Regions from separate parts of the Mus musculus genome. Here region 1 is linked to region 2. A link is a loop called in an ENCODE intact Hi-C map of the cell type or tissue named here. Cell type or tissue: heart. All regions are shown on one strand. Links, peaks and the distances in the headings refer to the core of each region. The heading gives the core; the rest is flanking DNA.

Region 1 (11,091 bases), core at 1,500-9,499, 110 kb before region 2:
GGGTAAAATATTCAAAGCCTTTGGATTCACTGAAGAAATTCTGGGAAGATAAAAGGTAGGCGTGCGCTGTATCCCTTCTTTCCTTTAAGAGAGGGCCCAGTTATTCAGAAGGCTTGAATGGGGCACATGAAGTTGCCTTAGGTGCCCAGCCCAAATGTTATTTGACAGAGTTTTGAGAGAAATGCCTTATCTTCATAGGCTTTACAGCTGGCTTCTCAGAACTTGGCCTTTGATGGTGTGATGGTTTGAGTAAGAATGGCCACCATAGGCTCCTATACTTGAATGTTTGCTCACCAGGGAGTGGCACTATTTGAAAGGATTAGAAGGATTAGCAGGACTGAGTGGTGGTGATGCATGCCTTTGATCCCAACACTTGGGGGATAAAGGCTGAGGCAGGCAAATCTCTGTGAATTAGAGGCAAGTCTGGTATACAGAGTTTCAGGAAAGCCAGGGCTACATGAAGAAGCCCTGTCTCAACAAACAAACAAGCAAACCACAAGGGTTAGGAGATGTGGCCCAAGGTGTCTCTTCACAGCTGTAGTACAATAACTAAGACAGAGGTGCTGATTAAATGTGTATTGAATTGCCCACAGGGTCGGGAAATGTTCAGACACAGTTTCCACTCCTCCTGGTCTGGCTGCTTGTTGGCATCCGATAACCAGGAGGAACACTAGCACCACTATACCTTTGTCTCCAGACTCTCACACAGAATCCTCAGTGTTCAGTAATGCCTACACTTTCACCCAGGTCTCTCTTTCCTCTCTGCAAGGGTGGGCCAGTTAGAATGTGCGGTGGGAGTAAAAACTGTTTATCCTATCTCTGGGGCCTTAGTTAAGTTGATTTCATGCACTTTTAGTTTTCTAGAAGCTAGTGTTGGTGCTGTGTCCCAGCTTCATCCTAAAATGGATCTTTCCCCCCTGTTTATTTTATTTCCAAAAACTGCCCAGAGCCTCACAGCTCTGGGGCAGGCTTTTCTCTACAGAGTGCCTTAACTTGACGCCAAGTCCTTGTCTGTATTCCCTTTCAATTATCAGTCCGAAAAACCAGGTGGCTGAATGACAGATTTTTTTTTCCTCCAATCGTTCCCAGCTCTCAAAATCCATAATTTTGATTCAGATTTCTAGTCATCCACTAGGTCGCGCTGTGTGACAAGAGATCTGTAGATCTTGAACCCCCGGGAACCCAGGACTCGAAGGGAGAAGAGGTGGGAACAGAAGAGAGGGAGAGAGAGGATAGGCCGATCCTGGGGATATGGCCACAGGAGTAAGACCCACAGGAAGCAACTAGACTCAATAAATACAACCAGCTGTGCTTCAGTCAGCAAAAACCCACCGCTTTACTGCAAACTTAACAGATTCCAAGGGGAGTTAAGAAACAAACGCACCTTTGACAGGCACCAGGTAGGAGGGGGGGTTCTAACATGTTTGTCCCCTTACTGGAGTCAAGCTTACAGGGCCCAGGAGACCAAACAATTCAGACTTTAGGCTGCGAGGATTTGAATTGCCCCATGGCCCCTTGCGAATAAGCGTGCTTGGATACATTTGTGACTGTCTCCTTCACCAGCAAGTCGCCCCCCCCCCCCCCGCCTCCCACCTAGAACCACTAAATCTTGTCCAGGGATTGTTTTTTAGAAGGCGATAAGGGCTTCTGTAGCTGTTGGTTTGCCTCACCCACCTTTCTTGCAGCATATCTTCCCCCCTCCCCCAGCCTCCCCGTTAAAAAGGACTTGAGCAAAAGGAGCCCCTGCCTGGGTGCCTGCCGCTCGCAGCTCTAGGCTGGAGAGGATGTTTGTGTCCAGAAGTCTTTTCCAATCGGTCTTCAGGCTGCAGACTGAGCAAGAGGAAGACAGGGATAGACACTCTCCACTTGTCCAGCTCTCCCTTTCTAGATAGGGAGTGTCATTGTGCTTGTGTGTGTGTGTCCTTCTATGGCTGGTGTAGTCCTTCACCTTCACAGTGGGGTGCTGGAACCATAGCCCTGGTCTGTCTTGTTGCCACCTTCCTTTACGTGTCTGGGGACCATACTGGACGCTTTTCCCTACATGTGCATGTCCTGCTGAAGAGCAGGCTTGGAAGCTGAGTTCCCTTCAGGCATGAAGAGGGGGCTCGCTGCTCCTGGGTGGCTCTGAGCATCACAGGGATGTAAAAGATCAGCTGTGTCGCATACATTGGTGTTTGCATCTTCCAGATGCGTTCACACCCTGGCTGGAGGGTCTAGGCAGACACCAGAACTGTGGAGACATGAGGGAAAAGCCTGCGCATTGTGTGGGCGCTTTGTGCAAGTTGCTCAGCGGCCTTTGAGTGGGCCCTGCGTGCTCCAAGAATGTGCAGAGGTGGTGGCCATTCTCATTTTTCTCGTTTCTTTTCTTCCAGGCTCCTCTCTTGCTCTGGTTAGCTCTGGCCAGAGGCCGCCCGTGCGTGGGGCAAGGCGCAAGGGAACTGGGAAAAAGCGTGCAGAGTTTTGGTCAATTCCAACACTAATGTGCCTAGAGCAGGGAAGTCAAATCTGCAGAGGTAAGATCAAGCATGGAAGAAAGGCTTAAGTCAGGTGTGCTCGCAACTTCTGCTACCAAGGGGCGGTCTACTCCAGGGTCTAGAGCCCTGTCCTGTTTCCAGTACCCACTAGCCCAACCCTGCTGAGGCGACGTCTCTGGGCTTCAAGGGGCGGGAAATTCGCGGAGCGAGTTCTGAGCTCACAAACGCGTGTAGGAATCCGTCTTCGAGCCCTTTCCGGATAACAACGTGTGACTACTGGACACTTCATCCCATGCGTCTTGTACAATTTGGCAACTTCAAGTGCCAGACTCCCACTGCGTCCAAGGGGTGGAGTGCCGGGAACCGGGGAGCTGCAGAAAAGAGCCCGTGTGCTGGCGGAGTATCCGGCTCCTAGTTGGCCTTCTCAGTAGCTCGCGCCTGCGTGCGAGCGTCCCCGAGCGAGCTCCTCTCCGTCCTTTTCACCTCTAGGAATTTTTTAGGGAAGAGCTGCCTGAAGCCCCAACGTGGGCCAGATTTTACTCTTAAACTGACAAGAAATTTCTAAGGAGAATAAAACTTGTTCTTAAGTGTCCCGTTGGGATGCCCCCGCCGCCCCCGCCCCCAGGTACCAATAACTTTCCTCTCCCTCCCTCCAGACTGAATCGAAGCCTCCCATCTCTATCCTGAAAAACTAGGTTAGACAGACAGGCCTGGGAAAGCCATCCTAGCCCTGAGCCGGGAGCAGGCAGGCGGCTGTCGGAGTTTTCAAAGTCGCGCCTTGGAGACTGGGAAAGACAGAGGCCCGCCGCGTGCACAGACAGTTAGTTAATGGAAAGCCTGTAAATCGGTTTTAAGTGCACCCAGGACAGAGGGGGAGGAAGGTGGACGTGGGGACGGTGGCGGCCGGAGATGCAATGGTGAGGGACAAAGGGGATGCCCATCCCGCTGCTCTGAAACGAAGATCCGTTCCCCACTTCTCCATTGTTCTTATTTTAGAAAAATAAACGTATTAAAGAAACTCGTTGGGTTAGGGAAACCCGAGCCCCCTAGCCCGCCCCAAGCGGAGGAGTCCGCGGCCTCCCTTGGCAGGGAACCCGGCTGCGGCTGTCCCCCTCTCTCCCTCCCTCCTCCCCGCCCCCGGAGGGGCATTGCTACTACGGCGATCGCCACCTCACGCCGAAGGAATGCTCGAAGTATGCACACGTTCCCAAAAGTAGACCTCCTTCACCGCCGAGGAGCATACATCACCCGTGGCAGCCTTCCACCTTCTCAGGCGTTTCGTAACCGAGTAAACTGAGAGCCGGGAACAGCCCTCTATTAAGTAGCCCGCGGCGCGGAGTCTCTTCCCAGTCGGCAAAGGCGGCCGCTGCAGACGCGTCCGCCCGCAGCTGCATTCAGTCCCCCTGCCTCCGCTCACTCTGCGCACTAGGCGCTGCTGCTGGGTGCTCCCATCGCCTTTTCCACACCGGCGGCCGCCAGGTGCTCCCGGAGCGCAGCGCCCTCCCAGGCCCGGGGGGTCCCACGCGCAGGCTGCTGGACGCCCGCTCCCTCTGTCACCTCCGGCTCAGGTCAGTCTGGCTTCTGTTCCCCACCCCAACCCCCACCCCTCGCGCCCTTTCCCAAAGATAACTGGGGAAAGTGGCTTCTTGCTTGCACCTTAACCCGGGGCTGGCAGAATGCCCAGCAGGGGCTGCTTGGCTTTGGAAGCGATTGATTAGTGTGCCCGAGATAGATCTGTGGCACAGGAGTTTGGCGGTTTCTTTGGAGTTTTGGAGGGAGAAGGAAAGGTGGCTTGCTTGTGTGCCAAGTGGGACTCAGTGTATCCATCTGTAGGGCAATGTCCTCTATAGTCTCTGTCGCTTTCAGTGAAGTGCACGGGCTGCATAGGTCGCTCTTTATAATCTGGTGGCTTTGCCAGGGACTCCAGGCTTGCAGCAGGGACTCAAGGCATTGCCAGAAAACGAAGTGAAGTACTGTACGCTCCGCGAAGAATTCCATGGAGGGCCAGTGGAAAGCGCTCCAGCTTGGGGAGACTAGGCGCTAGTGGCATCTCCAGATGCTCGGGGGAGCTGCCCTGGCTCCATCCTCCACTGCTTTCAAAGTGCTGCTGGGTTAGGCCAGCTCTCGCAGCTTCTGAGACTTCCTTTTTGGGTTCCTCCTGAATGCACTGGGATTAAGTTTTACCCAGGGTCAGTCAATGGGACCTTTGAGGAGGGTTCTCCTCCAGTCTTTGAGTGCACAGATCAGAGTGCGTGGAGTCAGTGCATTTGAGAGCAGTTGACAAATGGGACCTGCATCTGGCTTCCTCAGCCACCATCCCCTGACCAATTCAGATCTTTGGCATACACCTCCTCTCAGCTCCAAGGTTAGGGTCTTCTAAAGAATACTGGGGTAGGATTGGGGGAGGGGGGCGAAGAAACAAGTCTAAGCTCGTCCTTGGCTAGGTAGCCTTTATAGAAGACGTAGGTGACGCCTGGACTCTAGATGGGCCCACGAAACATTTGTGTGCCTGTGTGTGCGTTTGAAAAAAAAAGTTAAATTGAGAGAGTTAAGAAGTTGGCTCCTTCCAGCAAGGGGTGGGGGAGGGGCAAGTTGTCCGAAAGAGACCAGTTCCCATAGTGCCCCCACTCCGGGCAGTTGATTCATTTTCATTCATGAGGGGAAGTGAGGGAAATCCTACTGCCACGTAAGGGCTACCGCTTTCAGACATCTATGTCTGAGAATGCTCAATGAAGTGTTGCTAAGCACTCCGATAAATGTTTTGGCTAAGAAGGAGAGAGAAGTTTTTCTTTAAAACGTATACGAACGGAATTCTTGGCTGGCTGAGATGGCTGAGTTATTCATCAGATACCCCAAAGAGAAGTGATTCATTCTTGATGCTGAGACAGGAAGCCGATAGGTGGCGCACTAGACTAAGACTAGACTAACTCAAGTTTTTTGTTCACCCTTTTAACACCCCCCCCCCCCCCAAATACTGCACACCGATTTTTGTGGGTAGGTTACCACTCTTTAACTTTTCGTGAGCACAACTGCGGACTGCATTCTAAATTATCATATCAGCGTTATGGCCGGGTGACGACAACAATGAAGCATTTATGCTTTTTTAATCTTTACAAATTTTGACTAATGTAGGAAAGGGTTTGTTGTTAATTAGGGGGAGAAGACATTACTAAAACCCCTTAGATCCCAGAGCTGCGCCAAAATTTTAATATTGGCTTCATAAAAAGGAGCTCTGGGCAATTTGGCTTGCCTGCTCATCAGACATGTAAAATGCAATTTACACTCGGATGAGGAAAGCTGCCCTAACCCTCGTGCCAATGATTTGGAAAGGCAGGGTTGGAGACTGTCAGTTCCTTTTTTCTCAAGGAGAGCCCAACCTTTGGCTTATTTTTGAATTCCCAAACACAAATGGGGGAGTGCTCCCCGCTATTTGTCATGAGGCCTATGGTGTAGCCTTAAAGTTATGTGTGCACTTCTGAATCTCCTCGTTCTGTTTTTTGCATTTGGCCACAGACACCTTCCCAGTCCAGCTAATTGCTGGTAACTTTTGTTCCTGGATTGGATCATAGAATATACTAGGGCAGTCCTTTCTGCTGCTAAAACAGCTACTGTGTGTTGAGAAAGTAAAAAGGATGAGTGGAACTCTTTGCCGTTAAGGAAGAAATCTATTTGCAAAGGCAGGAAAAATTAAGAACCTTCTCACCTCTGGGGCTTGTATTAGTTATAATCGTCCAGCATTAAGAAATAGCTAAACACAAGGAAGAATTATTGCGGTTTGTACAATCTAAGAATGTTTGGGAAACAGACAAGGGCATTTTGCTTTTTCTACGGCTTCGTCTCTTTTTATTATGCATTTTAGAGTTGGTTCCCTCTCATCTTTGGTAAAGGTTTTATCAGATGTGAAAACGACACGGTTATCAGAAGAACTGGGGTTCATTTGAGCCTTCCTCATCCCTCTGTAATCTATTCCAGATCTTAAAGACATACTTGCATATTTTTAGTCAGGATAAACTGGAGAAAATAGAATAAATGAGGTTTATTATTATTATTATTATTATTATTATTATTATTATTATTATTATCAAATTACCCTGGGACCACTAAAGCACAGTTACCTAAAGAGGTTAGCAGTTAGGGAAAAACAGCCAAATGAAATACCCAGCTGGAAGACACATTTGGTTGAGTCAGGGATAAAATGACCTCTAAATTATCCATCACCTTGGCAGTATGAAGTCATGTGCGGTCTGGTCAGGCCTTTACAGGGCACCAGGCAGCAGCAGCTCCCTGGGGGAAGAATATTCTCTTTAAACTAGAATTTCCTACTAGTGCCCTGATTAAACCTATTGGAAGAGCTTGACTTCCATGGTTCCACAATGGGTCCATTATGTGCTGGGCTGGGCCCTGTTGTTTTATAGGCAGATTTGGCTCGGTTCTGGTCCATGTTTAGGCTCTAGTCTAACCTTGTTCGTGGCCTGCTCAGGCTGGGTTCTGATGGATCACTGCTTCCTCCTGCAGATCCCTTCATGAGGCTGTGAGCTTGAGGCCCAAACATGCAGACCAGGCTTCCCCGAGCGCTGGCCGCCCTGGGCGTGGCCCTACTCCTGTCTTCCATTGAGGCAGAAGGTAAAATGCTTTTACTTCTCCTATGACAAGTGAAACTGCAGAGTTCAAGAAAGGAAAAGACTTTCATCTCCTGCTTCTGTTGCTTGGTCTGTTTTCTCTGCACTTCTCAGGTGCTTTCTCTTCTTCAGAGAAACACCTGCCTTCTGAGGTGTGTCCGTTTCTGAACTTTAAAGGTCCAGCTCGTTTATTCTGCTTCCACTATTCTGTACAGTGCTGTGTGGTCTCCTTGCGCTTGTCTCTGCAGTGTGCTGTCCACACTGCCACCTGCACTGCCGCCTTCCTTGACGATCAGTCCCCTGGATAGGGCAACAACTGTATCCAGCTCTGACAAGAGGATTCCCGACATCTGGACACCAGGAACCTCAGAATATGGACACCTTTACAGGATCAGCAGCGGATCACCTGGGTCAGGACTGTGACCTTGGTGACAACATGAAATAAAAGACTCCAACACTGCCAGCCCCGAGCGTCTGGTTTTCCTTTCTTTTCTTTTTGAGCAGATTAGGTTGGGTAGGCAGACTTTCAGACAAAGGAGCCAACCTTCAAACTGCCAGTAGCTAGGGGAGGTGGGTGGGCGGGGGATGAGTGACAAGCAGAAACTGACCCCTAGTGGGTGCTCACTCGATCTAGAGGACCCTGCTGTTTGCGTTTGGTTCTAAGGTTTCTAAAGCACACGTCCCAGAACAACCCAGCTGTGGGGGAGGGGTGGCTCGGCTGGGTGCCAGGGTTTCCAGCCTGTAGGCGGCTGGGATCCGGGCACCCCTTTGGCTTGCTCTTGCGTTTGCCTGGCTCAGGGAGACCTGGCCGCGTCTAACCTCAGCGTCTTGGCACTAGGTGGTCAGGGACACCACAATGTGACTCCAAAAGCCCCGGCTCCTTGTACCCTGCCATCTAGAAAACTTTTGTTAGACTTTTAACCTAATTTCCGTTTTGTTTGATGCACTTAGTGCTTTCATGTCTCAGTATTTATCGAGGAAGCCACTTCCATGTAACAATCTTAGTGGCCCTTTCAATTATCATTCGGGACGTTGCAAACTAATCGTATTTCGCAAGATAAATGGGTTAATCTTGAAAAGTCCTTTTACCCTCTTCAATTAAAAAAAATGCCTTTAATGAAGTTAGGGAGATGTCTGTCCGCTCTGGAAATTCCAGGGTAGACTGTGTTGATACTAAAGTGGTTAGGTATGTAGGGCTGTTTCTTGACCATCCTGATTTTTAAAAAAAATGTTCTACTTCAAAACTATAGGTATAGAGAGTTAATGTTAGGGAACCAACCATAGCGCACTGCTCCTGGCCTGGCTTTCGTGACGAGTCTGATCTTCCCTCCTGAAGGAGTATTCTGATGAGGTGTCCTTTCAGTAATCCTTGCTGTGACGTCAGTTAGGAAGGAATTTTATTTGAGAAACTTCTGGAAGCACTACTGAAGATATTTTTAGATAAATCACTGAAGTGGCCTGTTTGTTGCCCATTAAGAAAATAGTTCTTTGAAAATAAAAGTTTTGAGAATTCTTAAGTATAGGGTTAGGTTGGTGATTATGCTAAGTGGAAAACATCTCTTAAGTGGTATTGACCAGGCAGCAAAATACAGTTAAAAAGGACATTATACGATATGTCTTTATTATTAGCTCATATTTTATCTTCTAACTTTATATTAATTTCCATATGATGTAGTTGGTTTTTCCTCAATCTTTCTTAAGCTCATGTCTCCTCCTCCTTTAGGCCAGTATATTTTAATAAATTCATTTTTGGATTGCTTTCTAGTTTGGCAGTGTCAGACAGAAATATGAGGCACAAATGTAAGTCATACGTAGAACTCCAACATTTCTTATAGTCATATAAGTAAAACAAAAGGGAAAAGAAGAAAAATTGATTTTAATGTAAAAGGTCTTAACACAATATTTTTGTTTCAACATGCAATTGATAGACACAGCATCAGCTAGCACTTCTGCATTTCTGTGCTAAGTTTTGGAAGCTGGACGTGGACTTTTTACACTTGTAGCACATTTCATTATGGACTGGCCACACTTCAAGCGCTCGGTAGCCACGTGTGGCTGTTTGCCCCTTGTTGGGCTGCTCAGCCCTGGTGTTAACTACTAACTAAATGGCCCCAGGAGCCTAGAGAAGGCTAACAAAATTTGTGGCCAAAGTCTTTCTGGAGACGTTGGGCTATGAAATAGAATTTTTCTCCCTGAAATCTTTCTGTGAGAGTATTTCAAAATTTCAGCTTGTCCCTCTGTGTACAGTCTTCTGGTAGGGTAGCCAAAGTTACTTTTTTTTAATTTTAATTTTAATTTTTTTGGTGTGGCTCATATATGCTCTTGTAGTTCTATGGATAATTTTTATTTGCTTTTTTTATATGCTGAAAGCACAGTTTTTTTATGTTAATTGAAATTATTTTAAAATTTACATTTTACCTTCAAAAAATCATAATAAAATTTTCACCGTGCTTGCATTTGTATGGTTAAATTATGTTACCATTCTAGGTTACTGTGTCCTATAGACGTAAACACAAAGGTGATTTTTAAAAATTTTTGTCTTAAGTGGATATTAAATAGACTAGCAAAGTTAAAACTTTCTCTAGTTTAAGATTAAATCTAGGTATGGACCTAGGTTGTGTGAGTTAGTCTGGGTTTGGGTAACATATATTAATAGATTTTTAGAAAAATTAGCTTTGCATTAAATAGCTAATGGTTATTATTCCTTGAAAACTGGACACATTTTTTTTCATTAATCTAGAATTTGAGATGGATATAAAATTTGTGAAATTCAGTTTTAAATTTTGTATTATTTATAGCTTATACCATATAATAAACAATCATTATCAATTTTCAGTGATTTTAATCCATGCCTTTAATAATAATTGCCTTGCATCTAGATTAAGAAAAAAATGATATAATGTACACACATATATGTATTTCCTCTCACAATCCTTCCTCCATCCCCCCTCCCCTTCTAATGAAAGGGACTGTTTGCCTGTGGGTGTCTGCATCTGTCTGAATCAGCTGCTATGTGGAGCCCCTCAGAGGACAGCCACGCTAGACTCCTGTCTGCAAGCATCACAAAATATCATTAATAGCATCAGGGATTAGTGCTCGCAGCCCATGGGATGGGTCTCAAGTTGAGCTGGTTATTGGTTGGCCACTCCCTCAGTCTCTGCTTCATCCCCTGGATAAATTTTGGGTTGAAAGTCTTGTGGGTGGGTTGGTGTCCCTCTTGCTCCATAGGGATTCCTGCCTGGCTACAGGAGGTGACCTCTTCAGGCTCCATATCCCCAGTGCTCTGAGTCACAGCTAAGGTCACCACCACTGATTCTTGTGGGCCTCCCTTATCCCAGGTCTCTATCTCCTGGAGATGCTCCCTAACTCTGTCTGCCCCACTGTCAGTTGCAGATTTCCATTTATTCAGTGCTGTTTCTAATATACAACAAAACATTCAAACCAGAGAAGGTAGATGCCATCTATCCTGATTGTTCTATTTTTCAGATGAGGAAGTGAGAGTTCCTGGAGTTGATATTTTATTGTAGCTTTTAGATTTGCTTTGTCTTAGCATATTATACACATTGACTTATCTATCTGTCCACTCACCCACCTATTCATCTATCCATCAACCCATGCACTCAACCATCCATTCTTCCATCTACCCACCCACTCATAAGTTTTCTAGTATGGTTACTACATAGCACAGACAGGATCCAGGACCAGTGGGCTAGTGCTGATTTTCCTTTGTACCTAGGAACTGTTCAACTTGGCCAATTTAATGGAAAAAACATATTTTATAATGTGCATCAAGTAAATCATTGCTAGTCTGAAGTGTTAATTTTCAGCTGCTATTTTTGGTATTTATAAATGCAAACAACATGCACTTTGGTAGCATCAGATGCTCAATAATTAAGTTAATGCCTATGGAATATAACAGACTCATCACACTTTGTACATCCAAGGCTTCTCTATCACTGAGAAAATATCCTTTCCAGTGTTATTTCAAAGATCAGAAC
Region 2 (11,091 bases), core at 1,975-9,974:
CTTATCCTTAACATCCACAAGGTAGAATGAAAGGGCTAACTCATGCACATTGTCCTCTGGATTTCACAATGTGTCCCCCCAACAAATAAATTAGTAAATGTGATCACAATTTCATTTCAAAAACAAGAGAGTTCTATTCTAGTGCTCAGACCATTTCTCTAGCTACTCAGGTATTGGCTCTCTTCAAGACTTTTTCTCTTAAAAACACAAGTTTGGGTTTCCATCTGTAAATATAAGCACTTGGAAGTGTACTATATTTCCTTAAAGTTTCTTGTATGAATAACCATGGTTTGGAAGGCTGACCAAGAACAACTTACGTAGAACTTAGAACATATGTACCTGACATAGCAGGCACACCTCATGGTGTGAACATGTTAAGATGACAAATATATGGTCATGGTATAAGCTCTGGGAGCAAGTACTAGAGTGTGGACTAATTTGAATGCTGAGGCTATGACTAGATACTATGTGATGGGGATGAGAGACTAAGAAAAATGCAAAGTGAAACATTGAAGACTGCAGTTACCCTAGAGTGCATTGGTCCATCAGTGTGTATCTTTTTGGATTAGGCCTGATTTGTAATACCCGACTTGAGCCCTACTGTGGAATACAAGTGATTGCTTTAACCTCATTGGCTTTTTAAGAAAATAAATTATTGATATAGGAGCAACTCAGATACTGAGAACACCAGTCTGTATGATACTGGGGTTATAGAAAATAACTTGATTTTAGGTTAATTACAAAGCACCTTTTATATATGGATTTAAAATGTCCCTGGAATTAGTATCAAAAATCTGAGATTCACCTGGAATATGTCTTGGATCTGATAGACATTTCTCTGTTTTTTTCTCTAGTATTGAGGTACCATTTTCTGATGTCACTATCATTTTTTTTTTTTTTTTTTGGTTTTATTTGTTGTTCCTTGAATTCTTGTTTGTAAGCACACGCTCTGAGGTCCTGAGACATTTGAGTAGTTTCCTTGCAGAATATAATTCATATAATCCTCAAATGCACTTTTCTTTTTATTCAAGTGCTGTGAATATAACAAGAAGAAACATAGAATGTGCAGTTTTCAAATTCTCTTTGCCTGTGTGTTTATATGATACAAATTTATTTCTTAGCCATGCTGGGGCTCAAACCTGAGCTTTGTCCATGCTAGGCAAGGGTTTGCCATAGAGCTGCATCCTGGCCATAACATGATAACTTTCCTTTAATATTTTGCAAGTATCTGTGTAAGTATTGACCGTTTAGCGAGCATATTACTTCTTGAAACACTGTTTTTTATGTATCAATTTCTGAATTCCTTATGCTTACACCAAAATGTGTTCTTTTTATGTGTTTTAGGGAGGACCTGGCGCAAAAGGTCCCAGAGGTGAAAGAGGCATCAATGGGGCAGTTGTAAGTACATTTTAATGCTCCAAGGAGTCATGGATATCAAGTTGTTTAAATCCCCTTGGAGGTGGTCTTTGACCTTGGGCCACTTACTTTTGGTTTAGTAACATCAAGTCACATCACAGTTCTTGGCTTCAGACATTATGAACAAGGAGTGTAGATTCAACATAGTGGAAATTTGAACTCATGGGAATATGTGAATACAGATATAGCACATATTATATAATGGTTTTTACTTTAAAAAGACCACCTTTAAAAGGACATTTGTTGAAATGTAGGTTTTGTTGTGAATTCATGGCACCACTTCCTGAAGGTGTAGTAAAGGGAATGAAAGGGTGTGGCCTCAATAGAGTTTTATACACGTATGTATTTTAAACTGTTGGTGAAGACTAAGTAATCATGCCGTCAGGCTATGACGAGAGGTTTCTGACCCTTCTTACTGTTCTTAAAGGTTCTTACATCAACCTTTTCATCTTTCACTTTTCTCATATATTTTAGGGGCCCCCAGGTCCCCGTGGAGATACTGGCCCTCCAGGCCCTCAAGGTCCTCCAGGCCCCCAGGGACCCAATGGACTCTCCATTCCGGGCGAACAGGTAAACATAAAAGCTTTCTATAGTAAATGAAAATGTTGGGTTAACAATGTATTTAAATGGAACACATTTTTTCTTCCTTTCCTTGTTTTGTCGTGTCTCCCCTCAGCAATTTTTGGTATAAGGTTTTGGACCTAGAGCCTCACAGATGCTATGCAAGCTCTCTACCGTTGAGCTAACGCCCCGACCTGTTATAAGCTTCTTATTTTGAGACAGGGTTTTGAGCTTACTCTGTGGTCAGTTCAGGACTTGAACTTGTGATTCTCCTATCTCAGTCTTTTGAGCAGCTGGGATGCCAGGCCTGAGCCACTCGGACTGGTTTACGTGCAGTATTTTCTATGTTGTTCTGAGTGCAAATGTTTTCTAGGAGAATGCAAGGCTAGCTACTCAGCTGGTGTCATCTGATGAATATTATTTTAGATGTGTAAATCAGACATGCAATCAGTAACTATGAAAAATTGTTCTATTTATTTGGTCTCTCAGAAACTTCCTGAAAGTAATGTATATGTCACTTTTGTTAAACTATGTTCTTTTAATGTAGATATATTGTCCCAAGTCTGTATAACAGCATCATAACATTAAGTAGAAAGTACAAAATGACATTTGCTGGATAGAAAGTGAGTGTTAATGAAGGGGAGGGTTCATTCATGTTCCTTTAAAATAGACTTACGTGCTTGTCTCTGAATCCCTACATCATACCTATAAAATGATAAAAATGCATAAGTGACTCAATTCCTTCTTTTAAACTTAATTTCCATAATACCTGAGAACCATCTTCTCACTGCCCACTCTAGGGTCGCCAGGGAATGAAAGGTGATGCAGGAGAGCCAGGCCTTCCGGGACGGACAGTGAGTTCTCAAAATTACCTCTTCTTACCTGTAATGCTCTGTTGACAAAGTTGTCTTTTGAGTGTTACAAATTTGTTTGAGAGGGGAGGTGGAGTTTGTTGGGTGGGGAGAAGCAGGGAGGAGCTGGAGAAAAGGCAAATCATGATCAGAATATATTATATGAAAATTAATTAATTAAAAAGAAGCAAACCAAGATTAAATAGTGAAGGGTGGCTCACGTGTGTGCTTCTCTGGACTTGAATTTCATACTCTGTTCTTACTTTTCAAGGGTATACTGTTTAATTCTAATACCTCCTAGCTGACCAATGTCTATATGCCTGGCCCTGTGTTTGGCCATAGTCTTCTGTTTCTTTTTAGAGCCCTCAAACTTTGTTTGAAGACATTTTGAAGAACACTAAGAATAATTTTTTTCTTTTACATAAACAGTGTATTACTGCACACTAATTGCTTGCTCCCTTCTGTGTAGGGAACCCCAGGATTACCTGGCCCACCAGGACCAATGGGACCACCAGGAGACAGAGTAAGTTTTGGGCCATGAATATGTTTTAATTACAGACCCCCCCAATCCTGTTTGCATGATTGGAGAGGTGGAGCTCATATATCTTGTGAGAGGTTTCAAAGATGGTATTGGTGGACCATCCAGCATCAGCAATCACTGGCAAGGAGGTGTCACTCAGTAGGAGCAATACTTCACCAAGGTAACCCAGAATAGTGTGTGACATGCTCCCGAGGGTTGTTTCTGTGCTTTTTCTGACACTTGGAAGAAACACACAAGTCAAAGAGCAAGTCATAGACTCCAATGAGGAGTTTGGAGACTCAAGTGACATATTGGCACTTCAGCATCTTTTGACAATGCTGAATTTGGGCAGTATTGTTCAATTTTTACTGTATAATGAAGAGCAACAGTGAGAATACAAATGAACTCCAGCCTTTCCAATAAGAAAACAAAGGTGACTACAGCCACTGAGAAAGTGGCAGTGAGCTGATTTGCTGTCAAGGGCTCGCTGTGCACATCACAACCCATCCCAGTGTGTGCTTCAGATGGTAATGGTGGGGCCCAGTGTGTGTTTCAGATGGTGATGGTGCGGTCTTGAGGTTGGCAATCAGGAAGCCAATACTGTCACCATTGCACCGAGAAGGGTGAGGGGTTAGGAAGATCTGCACATTTCCCCCTCCAACCCATGAAACTCCAACCCATGTCCAACATTGTGGACAGACCACTCTTATCTCTTGGGATGAAAATGAGGCAACGATTTAAGAACCAATTCCCACGTTTCTTCCATGGCCCTACTCATGTGCCGATGGCTTAGTGAGCTGCCTCTGAGGCTAAAAGCAGGCACAGTGAGCAGGGAGGACATACACTGTTTCACACAGTGAGAGAAGCTGTCGGTATGGGGATTTTGGCTAACAAAAATAAGAAATAAATAAGAAAGTGGCAGGAAGTAAGAGAGGGAAGCAGGAGGAAGGTGAGGAAGAGGACCCTGGTGAGTCAGGTTCTGCAGGTATAGTGGGGACCACAGAAGAACCCCATGTACTTGTATCTAATTTATATGAAGTGGTCCCTAGTCTCTTCTGACACCGTGATTGATTCGGGTGGTTATAGTAACGACTGTTGCAGGCTTGCAGTCAGAAGTGAAGCTAAGAGGTAAAGCATGGTGACTGCAGGTGGCTTGAGATAGCCCATTTAAGGACATCAAATTAAATCCCCCTCATCCCAATTTAGGTATGTTCCTTCAAAGAAACAGGTGGCCAGGAAGTTCTAAGCATGACTAGATCATTAAAAGTCTGATCCTCCCTACAAGGGGAGAGAGAGAGAGAGAGAGCGAGCGAGAGAGAGTGCTGTGGTAGCACTTGGATCTGTTTGGATGGAAGACCAGGCCTATCAGAGCTACTGGAACACTTTGGTTTCTTAAGTGGCTCTCAGAAGTAATGTTGGTTTTGTATCAGATGGACTCCAAGCCTGGTATTTGTTAAGCGGACATAACTTCTTCAGAAAGCAAACTGAAAGTTTATCCCTTTAAGTTTCTGAAAAGATTTGTTTTGGGGGATATGGGAGTATTTCTAAAACTCCCTTAAAAGAAAACTAAGTTTCTGCTATTGTGAAGTAAGCAGAAATACAGAGGCTGAATAATTATGGACAACATAATTCTTCCATGGTTTGATTTTTTCAAAACCAAGCTGGCCCAGAACTCACAGCAATCCTCCTGTCTCAGCCTCCCAAATGCTAGAATTGCAGGCGCGGAGTCACCATTGCCTGGTACTGATCATTTTTATTCTCTGTGGAAAATGGGACAAAAATCACTTCTGACTGAGGAATGCAGCAAGCATAAACAGCAAACTGACTCAGAAGTCCTCGGCTGGGTTTCAGAGATCTGGTGTTGCGAATGAACACTAACTAGGTAGCAGGGTGACTCACTCCAGACAGAGGTCATTTGGCACTGTACAGAGGGAAAGAGCAAACCAGTGTGGACACAGGAGCCAAAGGGCAGCCCTGCAGGGAGATGCGCCTGCCCTTTCCTTGCTGCTCACACTGACATAGCTCGGCCCTGTCATGAAGGGAGAACATTTAACTCTGGCTGAGAGAATAGAAGACTTCCTTTCCTTTTTGAGTGTAGGGCAGCTAAGGCAGTTTGAGTTTCTGAGGGTGGCTTCAATCAGCAGAGGCAGTCTCCCTTCATCTCTTTTTGTACTTTTAAAATCTTAGAATTTCTTAAAATCTTTCTTTTAAAATCTTAAAATTTTAGAATCTGCCTTCTTTGAAAAATATTAGTTTGGCATTTGAACTAATTTTGCTTGTAGTATACAAATGAATGAGCATAGGAACTAATTACTCAGTAAAAGTATAATGTAAATTGAAATGAGGGTTTTTTTTTTTTTGTCGTTGTTATTGTTGTTATTTTGGAATGCTGGTCTTCATACTGAAAGCTTAGCTACCAAACACCACCATGTACTCAGCCCTTCTTATGACCCTATCACCCTTAGTGATCTATTTAGCCTCATTCCACATGCTTGTTTCCTTCCTAACCTGTACTTTCATTCTTACAACAGGGTTTCACTGGAAAAGATGGTGCAATGGGGCCCAGAGGTCCCCCGGGGCCACCGGTAAGAGCTGAGAGGGTTACACTGCCCTGACCACGGTCTCCAGCCTCCTTTTCCTTTCCTCCCATTTTGAGTTTCCCCCCTCTGTGCTATGGGGAATATTGATCCAGAAGCCATTTGTTTTTGATTTATGAGTCAAAATGTTCTAGAGAAAACAGATGTGTCAAAATACAGATGCTTTTTCAAGTTCTGTTTCAGAAAAATCTCAGACTGACCTGGGCACTGTCTGGTTGGTCTCTTGATTTTTCTCTTCAGTGAGATATTAGACTCAGTTCCTCAGTGGTCACCTCCTGAATCTGAGCTCTGTGACATTTAAATGTTAAGGACAATATTAATGAGCAACCACTGGTCATTCTGAGGAGGTAGGTTTTATCTACATCTTAAACAAAGGGTGGTCTTATGCCTTGTGTAGATTAAGCTGAAGATAGATTCTGAAATTTTTTTCAAGTAGAACAATCTATAGGTGATGTTACAATGAGATAGAAACACTGGCTATGCCCCCCTGTCTGCATGGCAGGATTGAAAGATTCCAGAACATATGTTTATTTGATTTTACTATTTATATTTAATACATGTGTTTTCATGTAAGAACAGTTTAAATAAATAATAAGCCTAACTATTTACTACAGAGCTCAACTTTGCATACATTTAGGGAAATATTTTATAAAATCTATGATTCTATTTAATAGAAGTGGTAGGCTTTAGAACATGATGTATTGGATATCATATTATAAATAGCCCAGTAGATATAGAGCAGAAATGCTTGCAATTAGACTTAAAAGCAACAGGGAGAGATTCTTGTGGTTTTGGTGGGATGAGGAGTGCTGACTGGAGGGAGAGACTTGGAGCCTCGGGAATGTCCCTGAGGAGTAAGGATTTCTAGACTCTTCTATGGTCTCTGGAAGAGAGGCTAAAGGAGGATAAACTCAGCCACCTTCTTAATCCCCCACTAGTCAACATTTCCACCCCTGTCTTTTGGAGGATTTATTTAGTTATTTATTTATTTTCAGAAATAAACTAAAAAATTAGGAGTTTTTATTCTGTAAATATGCCTTTGCAACAAATGTACTGAGATTTTAGTCTATGAATTGTGAATCTGGTTATAGGTATGCATGTATTTTTCTGTTGGTCTCAAGATACATTTCAGACAGAAATCCCAAGATTTCTCCCCTCATGTTACCTTAAAACGTGGCTTTCCTCTTCCTTACTGTGTAATGGCATCCTGCTTCTTTTAAACGGTTTTAAGTCTGGCTGCAATTCTTCAGTTACTGTGGCTAGGATTTTTTCCTTGTCATAACCTTGGCTTTCTTGGTCTGTGGTTGTAGGGAAGCCCAGGCTCTCCAGGAGTCACAGGGCCAAGTGGGAAACCAGGAAAACCTGGAGACCATGGCAGACCTGTAAGTAGTTTTGCATGTCGACTGATTCCATTCTCCTGTGGATGTGGACAAATGAGAATCCCAAGGCTTGGGCATATTTAGATTATCTCAGCCATAAATATGTAGGAGCAGCTGCTGAAACCACGATAAACCCATAGATTTGACTCGGGAACGGTTCTGAAGACTTTTCTTCCCCCTGCTGGGCTGCTATAATATCCTGGGATGAAAATTGTGGTCCTTGGTTTCTTTAAAAGGAGGAAGGGATTGTGAGCCAAGACACATTTTTCTGCACTGTATAAACACTCTAAGCTTCAGAGCTGGGTCAGCAAAATCATTCTCTTTTTTAATTTATAAATGGTATGCTGTTTAAGACATAAAAATACATGATCAGAGTGCAGGGCGCCTTCATTCTCAATGGAGGAATGTTAACCCTTTGATACCCACTACCCAGATATACCATTTTCTTTTCTTGCTCCATAACTGAGGATTCTGGAGCATCAGACCAGTCTTAAAAGTGTTTATTGGGGCTTAGGGAGATGGCTTAGAGGGTAAAAATGCTAGCCATCCAAGCATGAGGATCTAAGTTTGAGTTTCCAGGATACTTACAAAACCTGCACATGTAGCAGGAGTATCTGCCCTCTCAGTGTTCCTGCAGAGAGATGGGAGGAAGAAATGGGAGGGTCCCTGGAAGCTCTTAGGTAAGGTATCTGGCATCCATAGTGGACAAACAGCAAAGAGACCGTGTCTCAAATCATGTGGAAGTTAAGGATGAACACCCAAGGCCTCCACATGTATGCTGTGGAACACGTCTGCATATGTATGTGCAAATGCTCTCACCACACACGTGCATGTGCATAAAAAATTCTTTATTAGACTGAGGGTGTAGCTCAGTGCTGGGGTGTCAGCTTAGCCTGTGCAGGGCCATTGGTTCAACACTTAGCACAAACAAATACATCAGAGGCCAAACTTAAGCTGGTTATTTTACTTTTTCTAGTGTGACCCTTTCTCAGTTTATACCTGGTTTAGCTCTCTCTCTCTCTCCTCCTCACTCTTTTGGTTAGGAATAAGAATTGCAATAGTACCACACCTAGCATGCACTTTCAAATTAGTATGTTTCGATTGAATTTGGAGTTTCTAACATATCCACAAGTATTTGAAATGGCCATTGGGCTTCACACCCTTCTTGTTTTACTTTGTATTAGATGAGGCTAGATGAGGCTAACTTAGACAAGCAGAGGGCCAGAACATCCTACTGCTTTTAGCTGAGATGTGATTGCTAGTGACTGGGAGTAAAAATGCTTCTACAAGATCACAGACATGATGACAGGGAAGTTATTTCTGTGAATTTTTGACAATATTGTTGTCTAAACAAGACAATACCATGTGATGTGCCAACATGTATTGGGGGATTTCACAAGGCCTCACCCCTAAATGAAGATCTATAGGCAGTCAATGGCTATAGGCAGTCAAGTGGTCACTCTAAAACATGCACATATGAGAAACATTAAATGAACTCATGTGTGTGTGTATGTGTACGAGTGTGTGTATAAGTGTGTATTTATGTGTGTGTGTATGAGTGTGTGTTTGTATGAGTATGTGTGCTTGTGTGCGTTTATGTGTATAAGTGTGTGTGTGTATTTGTGTGTGTGTGTGTGTGTGTGTGTGAGTAATAGAGAAGGAGTAATAATTGAGAAGGAGTAGTGGTATACATGAGAGGAGTTGTGGGGAGATAATGATCAAAATGCAGTACCCATGTGTCAATTTCTCAAAAAGCTTAAACAATTTAGAGTAGGAACAAATTGAAAATTTAAGTCAGAAACATTTCAGAGGAGCAAGAAATAAAAAATAATAACTGTAGTTTCATAAAGTTCCATATTCAATATTAGCAGTCCCACAAAAAATTAATTCTTTTTGTAATGAGGAAGCCAAGCACAAGTTTTTCTTACAATAACTATAATTCACTGTACGTCATTCATGTCTCAGGGCAAACAAGTGAGAAAATCTACTTTTTCTTTAAAATTCCCATTCTGGCATCTGTATCAAGAATAGGCTATCAAGAGCAAAAGCAGGAAGGAGGGAGGTCAGTTAAGAGGATATCGGAATCATTACACTAAGCCGGGATTAGAACTCATTAGTTTCCATGGAAACAGTACAAGTTGAGTTGGCTGGAATAGCATCCCACTATCAAATTTGTTAATGACTTGGATGTTCCTTCTGCAATGGTAGTTTGCAGTTTGAAAGAAATACTACGAGAAGATAGGAAGTTCGGGCCCTCCAAGGATCTTTCTTGGACAGGGATGGGCTTCTGATGGAGTGTGATAAAGATTATGTGGTTGTTTGGATGTGAGATCAATTAAGAGACAAAAACATCTGTTTTCTTTTCTATCCAATGTACAAAAACTAATTGGAGGAAGAATGAGCTCCACATTTATCCAGGGAGCTGACAGGAAGTCCTTTACTGGTTCTTCTAGGAAGTGAGTGGATGTCAGGCTTTTGTGTATTTCACAATAGGCAACTGAGCTAAGTAACCATGGTAACTTAAATTGCTAGTTCAAGTGCAGTTTGAGTTCAAGCGCACGTTGCAGTTGCAAGTCTACGTGGTGAACGGCACATAGCTTTTGTAACTGTTGTTCTAAAACTCACGTCTGAGCAAGGCTTTGGAAGGCCCCAGTTGGTGGGAGATTAGGTTATTTTTATAGTAAAGGAAAATGTTAGTGGTGTGGTTTTAATGTGATGCACCACATTGCTGGTTTATCAGACGACAGACTCTGCCCTCATATCATCGTGGCTGTCCATTTTAGATCAGAGGTTCTCAGCTTATGGGTCCTTACCCCCTTGCACATCAAAGAACAAGGAAGGGGTTGCATATCAGATATCCTGCATAGCAGATGTTTACACTATGATTAAAACAGTATCAAAATTATAGTTATGAAGATGCAACAAAATAATTTTATGGTTTGGGTGTCACTAAAACATGAGCTACTGTATTAAAAGGTCACAGCATTAGGAAGGTTGAGAACAACTATTTTAGATCATCTCTTGCTGTTTCTAAAATATAACATATCTGTGTTTCAGGGTCAATCTGGCTTAAAAGGAGAAAAAGGTGATAGGGTATGTATTTCTTAAAATTAGACTTCATTTTCTTTCAAGTGTTTAAACACTTAACTCTGAAGTTATAGAAATAATATTTTAATGATTATTTTTAAAATTAATTAACCAGGGAGACATCGCTTCCCAGAACATGATGCGAGCGGTTGCAAGACAAGTCTGCGAACAACTGATCAGTGGTAATTAGCTCTTCACCATTTGAACAACGGCTAAAGAGAAAATACAGGAAATTGAGTCACAGAGTTGATTGGAAATGTTTCACACTAGTACAGCGCCATGCCTGAAGATGGAGCGCAAGCTAGCCTTGAAACTCAGGGCTCGTCCTCTGAAGTTTCATTAGTGCTTCTCACAGCACAGTCCTGAGGAACACAGCCCACAAATTTCTTAATTTGTTTGTAAGAAAAGAGAGGTCCGTGATCATGTTCTAAATCCAGTGAATCACTGGGCTTGGAAACGAAGCCCCCAAAATAATAACTTTTGAGTGACTTCCTCTGACACACAGAAAGGCAATGTATTTCAAAGAGTTACCACCTTCTGATAAGTCTTACTTATTTGTACCAAAGCTTGTGGCTTGAGGCCAGCATTTTGGATGACTGCTGATCAAGGGTCACTTTCTACTGGGTGGCTGATGCATCTCATTTTTAATGAGGGAACTTATTAGAGCACAAGAGCTAGGT

The links. A loop is a pair of places that touch in the nucleus more often than their neighbours do. Peaks named below come from ENCODE experiments on the same cell type or tissue, not always from the same donor. Only the 100,000 strongest peaks of a DNase experiment are listed, where the experiment ranks them.
Region 1: a loop joins it to region 2, with 2.2 times the contacts of the local background. A loop is called at or near these places in 3 of 42 quality-filtered maps.

What each region holds. Positions count from the first base shown.
Region 1 is chr9:79,711,370-79,722,460 of GRCm38, reverse strand. It overlaps Col12a1 (collagen, type XII, alpha 1), which reads left to right and starts at 3,739. Exons shown (of 66, transcript NM_001290308.1): 1 at 3,739-4,042; 2 at 6,990-7,097. The coding sequence starts at 7,025. In heart, for the core only: CTCF peaks have their summits at 5,342 and 7,821; DNase peaks (open chromatin) are centred at 3,740 and 7,820; H3K4me3 peaks cover 5,303 bases; H3K27ac peaks cover 5,084 bases; H3K27me3 peaks cover 999 bases.
Region 2 is chr9:79,604,656-79,615,746 of GRCm38, reverse strand. Col12a1 (collagen, type XII, alpha 1) reads left to right here. Exons shown (of 66, transcript NM_001290308.1): 55 at 1,345-1,398; 56 at 1,891-1,986; 57 at 2,778-2,831; 58 at 3,298-3,351; 59 at 5,880-5,933; 60 at 7,256-7,327; 61 at 10,382-10,417; 62 at 10,527-10,593. Among named protein-coding and RNA genes, the nearest start is that of Gm10635, 91 kb to the right of the region's middle. In heart, for the core only: no CTCF peak of the experiment used is centred there; a DNase peak (open chromatin) is centred at 5,316.